2 separate regions of the Homo sapiens genome follow, and region 1 is linked to region 2. Evidence: read pairs that join two places in POLR2A ChIA-PET (ENCODE). Cell type or tissue: MCF 10A. All regions are shown on one strand. Region 1 overlaps ARK2C (arkadia (RNF111) C-terminal like ring finger ubiquitin ligase 2C). Region 2 has its middle 9.3 kb from the start of ARK2C.

Evidence for each region. Peaks named below come from ENCODE experiments on the same cell type or tissue, not always from the same donor. Only the 100,000 strongest peaks of a DNase experiment are listed, where the experiment ranks them.
Region 1: POLR2A ChIA-PET joins it to region 2 with 6 read pairs; 1 of 35 experiments calls an interaction of 5 or more read pairs at or near these places.

What each region holds. Positions count from the first base shown.
Region 1 is chr18:46,386,621-46,389,120 of GRCh38, forward strand. The region is part of intron 1 of ARK2C (arkadia (RNF111) C-terminal like ring finger ubiquitin ligase 2C); the gene reads left to right. LOC105372095 (a long non-coding RNA gene) reads right to left here. Exons shown (of 4, transcript XR_007066354.1): 3 at 2,082-2,256; 4 at 1,483-1,681. Among named protein-coding and RNA genes, the nearest start is that of ARK2C, 54 kb to the left of the region's middle. RefSeq lists an enhancer at 545-1,045. In MCF 10A, no CTCF peak of the experiment used is centred here; DNase peaks (open chromatin) are centred at 981, 1,361 and 1,901.
Region 2 is chr18:46,323,510-46,326,009 of GRCh38, forward strand. No RefSeq gene overlaps it. Among named protein-coding and RNA genes, the nearest start is that of ARK2C, 9.3 kb to the right of the region's middle. In MCF 10A, no CTCF peak of the experiment used is centred here; a DNase peak (open chromatin) is centred at 1,262.

The sequences.
Region 1 (2,500 bases), 63 kb after region 2:
TAAGTGCTCATTTCATTCCAACCATGTAGATAGCTATAGAGTAGTGAACAAAACAGGATCTTTTCCCTGTCCCTGGCAGCTGTCCTTTCAGTGGAGATTCTCTTTCTGGGACATGGTGCTGTCTTTATAGGTAGGAAGAACTGGGGAGCTGGACATGCGGCTCTCAGAGGAACATTTTGTTTTCACTTCTCATCACTTCCTCCTTCCTTCTTCCCACAGCAGACAGGATTTAGGCCATTTTGGGAGTCCCCCACTTTCTGATTTCTAGTACCTTTGGCATCATGGGCAGTGTTTGGGTGGCGGAGGAGCAGCTACTCCTTTTGGCGGGGGACACTGACATTCCTGGGCACTGCTGCGTGCCGCTGCTGAACCAGGCACTTGGCCAACATTCTCTTCTAATTCATTCCTCACACAGTTCTGAGGGGCAGTAGACAGGCTGGGTAAAGAGGCTGAGGAGAGTGCGCCAGGCCAGGGAAGCAGTGATTTTTGGTGGTCTCACAGCAGTGACACTCTGACATAGCTTGTCAACAGAGGGCTACAGTCTGTCCAGCTTAGCAGACAAGTTTCTTCATGGCTTGTTCTCAAACTTCAACGTCCAGCTGAGGCATGCATAAAAAAAGGCAGATAACCAGGCCCCACCTCCAGAGAGTCCCATTCAGCAAGTGGGTGAGGGGGTTGGGGATCTGCATTGAAACAAGCCCCCATCCTCCATGATTCCAGTGCAGAGCTTGGGGAACCACTCTGAAGTAAGGAAAGCAGCTTTTCCTTTGGACAGTGCAGGCCTTTGGGAGTGAATCCAGTACAAAAACAGCATTAGCTCTGAGGACAAGAAATGTGTACAGAACTTGCAATATTCCAGGACTAGGGGAGAAACTTGTCCCAACTTTAGTGCCAAATTCCCCTCCAGGCTGTGCAAAATGTGGAAGTCCCTGTGCTTCCCGGCACCACCTGGGTGTAGCTCTGGAGGGCATGAAGCAAGAAAAACATTCCCCACTTGGAAGAAGTCCAGAGCTGGGCATACAGACCCGTGGAGGGTGCAAGGGCCCCTGAATGGGAACAGACCAGAAACCACAGATAGCTTCAGTTTGGAAGTCAAACGCTGGGACGGGAGAAGCTTCTAGTCTTCATCATCGAGGACTGCTGAAATCCCAGGGTCAGCTCAGGGATCTGTGTGCACCCAAAGCAGCCTCTTGAAGCAGAAGCTGACCTTAGGGGTTATTTAGTTACAGGGACAGCCAGTGCAGGGCAACGCAGGCTGCCAGTCCAGCTCTTAGGACTGGGGCAGTCACGCCTAATCAACCGTGGCAGCTGTTCCTTCAAGCCTACAGGCAGCATCAGAATTCCTCTGAACAATCCCCACAGGCTGGGGATTTCCAAGATTCAAGCTGGCACTTGCGTTCCAAGCAGGCCTCTTTGCCATTCCCCATCTAGATGAACACCCTTATTTGACACACAAAGAGTATAAAGCTGAGAGAGAGAAAGTGGCTTACTGAAGGTTACATGTTTATTTGGGATTACAGCTGGGAGGTGAAGGGAGATAGCTACATAGTAAGATGGCATTTTCAAGGGGTGTTTGGGTTCCCTGGCTAAGTAAGTTGGAGAAATCCTGTATGTAATACCACCTCTAACTCGAAGATTCACCACTCATACAGTATGCAAAAGACTTGGAAAGGTTGCAAACCTGGAGAAGTTGGCAGGAAACAAAACAAAACAAAACAAAAACCTTGTTTAACTTTTTCAACTTTATAATGTTTCCATGCACTTCTTAGATACATTTGATCCTGGGACCCTTCAGTGACCTAGCAGCTGCTCAATCCTGTGGAACAATTTGTTCCTGAAACACATGTTGGGACCTGCACGTTTAGCAGGAGATCGGGCAGCAAGACACACACAACTCTGTTTTTGTGGTGCACCTTGGCCATGATCAAGGGCGCAGGAAGCACACGGGGTTGGCACTGAACCAAGCTGCCCTCAATTGGGATCTGGGGAGCGATGGACCTCTGTGACTTCTTTTCACTCGGGAGGTTTAGGTTCCTCAAGACATGAAGAAGGGGCTTGGGGCTGGGCATGGGTTTACTCACCAATCCTAGACAACAGGAAAAAGCAGCTTTTTCAGAAGGTGGGCTCAGGATAAATCAAAGCAATTTCCATTTCCCGAGTGAGGGGTAAACGTAGAGAACTCAGAGGTGTGTTTTTGTGGAGAGGTGGGTGTGGGTGAAAATTTCACACCCCACTTAGGGGCAGTTAAAAACAGACCTAAGAACACAGAGATAAAGAAAAAAAAAGACACGAAACATTGAAGCAATTGCCATGAAGCTCATGTACTTAACTCTGTGGCTGTTTATTGGATTTCTTTAATAGCTTATTGACTCTCGGTTCACGAGGAATTCTACCAGAATCAGGGTCCTATCTTGGCTCAAGGTCCACAACAGATTGGGAACAACTATTGGAGGGGGAAGACAGGCTTAGGGACCACAGAGCAGATAGCTGAGAGGAGTGG
Region 2 (2,500 bases):
AGACTACAGGCATGCATCACTACACCTGGCTAATTTTTTATTTTTGTAGAGATGGGGTCTTGCTATGTTGCTCAGGCTGGTCTTGAATTCCTGGTCTCAAGCCATCCTCAAGCCTGGGCCTCTGAAAGTTCTGGGATTACAGGCACCAGCCACTGCACACAGTCAGGATCTATCTTTTAAACAAGTTCTCCACAGGATTCTTATGCACACTGAAGTGTGAGAACCAGCCCCATAAGGACATGCATCCAGGGACTGCCCTGCACTGTTGGTGGATTTCTTTTTTTTTTTCTTTTTTGAGATGGAGTTTTGCTCCTGTTGCCCAGGCTGGAGTGCAATGGCACGATCTCGGCTCACCGCAACCTCCACCTCCCAGGTTCAAGCAATTCTCCTGCCTCAGCCTCCCGAGTAGCTGGGATTACAGGCATGCGCCATCATGCCCGGCTAATTTTGTATTTTTAGTAGAGATGGGGTTTCTCCATGTTGGTCAGGCTGGTCTCAAACTCCCGACCTCAGGTGATCCTCCTGCCTTGGCCTCCCAAAGTGCTGGGATTATGGGCGTGAGCCACTGTGCCCGGCCCTCTCTGTGGATTTCTACCAGTCACCTGCTTCCCCGACCAAGGAGGGAGTTACTGAGGGAAAATGAAGAAGTAAGGAATGAAATAAGGTCATGATGTCTCCCTTGCCTGCAGGGAAAGCCTAAATCATCACACCTGTCACATCTCGCTTGTTCAGTCTGCTCTTAGCATTCATTGAACACACTGGGGCCACTTCCCCATGTTTCCCCATCCTGCTTGCCTCTCCTTGTGCATTAAAGCAGTGCTTCTTCTTATGCACACAACTTACCCAGTTCCATAAACCTGAACAAAATCTTGTATCACAACCAAAACATGTCATCTCTGTCTTGGCCCACCTGGGGAGGAATCAGTGGTCATGTGATGATTTTACGCCTGACTGCAAGTAGGAGAGAGTGAGAGAGAGTTGCAAAATAACAACAGCTTCAGTGAGACTGCAATCTAATTATTTCCCATTTCAAAGAAGTCATAGGAGGCTGTCTGGGGTTGGTAGAGTAGCTTTATGAAATCATCCAGTATCCAGCCTCTTTCAAACATGCTTCCTCACTGTCTTTAGGGTGTACTTTCCTCCAGTCCTACATGGCTGTTCCAGTCCAGCCCTGCAATCCATCTTCCAGTTAGTGCAAATGATAAAGAGGTGGAGAAAGGCACAGCTCTTTGCCTTAAAGAACACTTCCTGGGAGTCACACATGAACTTCTGCTTACATCCCATTGCTCAGAATTAATCATGCCTGACTGCAAAGGAATCTGGGAAATGTAGTCTTTAATCCAGGTGGCCATATGCTGAACTAAAAGTCAGAGACTCTATTATCCAGAAAGAAGTGAGGAATAGATAACAGGGCCTGCTAGCATTCCCTGCGACACCTTGGCAGCCTACCCCAGTTGCAGGTTTGCCTTGGTAAGCCCAATATTTGAGCTGATTTATGAATATATGAAACTGTCTCATGTCCAATAAGAGCAAAATCAGACAGCATGTGGAAAAGTCAGTAGAAGTTAGAATCAGATAACTACAAAAGGATTAAGAGGAAAGTTTAGCTTTTCAGAGATGAGTACATGTGATTCATTTGAATGGTGTCGTTTGGATTTAAGAATGACTGGATTAGAGACCACCACTGAAATCTTAACGTCATCATAAGGAAAAGAGTGCCTGCAGAACATTCTTTTCCCTGGTTAAAAAGGTCAGGTGTTGGTCGAGTGTGGTGGTTCATGTCTGTAATCTCAGTACTTTGGGAGGCTGAGGTGGGAGGATTACTTGAGGCCAGGAGTTGGAGAACAGCCTAGGCAACATAGTGAGACCCTGTCTCTACAAAACAAAAGAATTTTGTTTTTTTTTTTAAATTAGCTGGGCGCTGTGGTGCACCTCTGTAGTTCCAACTACGTAGGAAGCTGAAGTGGGAGGATCACTTGAGCCTGGAAGATCGAGGCTGCAGTGAACCATGATCAAGCCACTGCAGTCCAGCCTGGGTGACAGAGTGAGACTCTGTCTCAAAAACAAAGCAGCAGAACAAAAACAAAAAACAGATCAGGCATGTCATTGGTTCCTCCTTGGCCCTGCATTCAGGATCAATGTGCCATTCCTAAGCCTGACTTTCAATCCCACCTGATTTCCCAGCCCCTAGAATCTACCCCCACCTTTGTTCATGTTGTGCCTAGATGGTAGATTACTTTTCCTGACACTTCACTCTGATGCTCAGAATCCCCCGGTGCTCCCCACTGCGTACCAGAGAAACTTCTGGTTTCTTCACCAGGTGTGCCCACACACACTCTTTGTTCCCATCACATTAATTCATGTTTCCTTAACTCACCCTGGATCTCCGTGTGAGCTGTCACTTTGGGCATGTCCTAAGAGGCTTTGCAGGTGTCCACTTGCCACGCAGGAAAAGGACATGTCCTGGCCAGCGGAAAAAGGATGAAAGATGTGGGTCAGA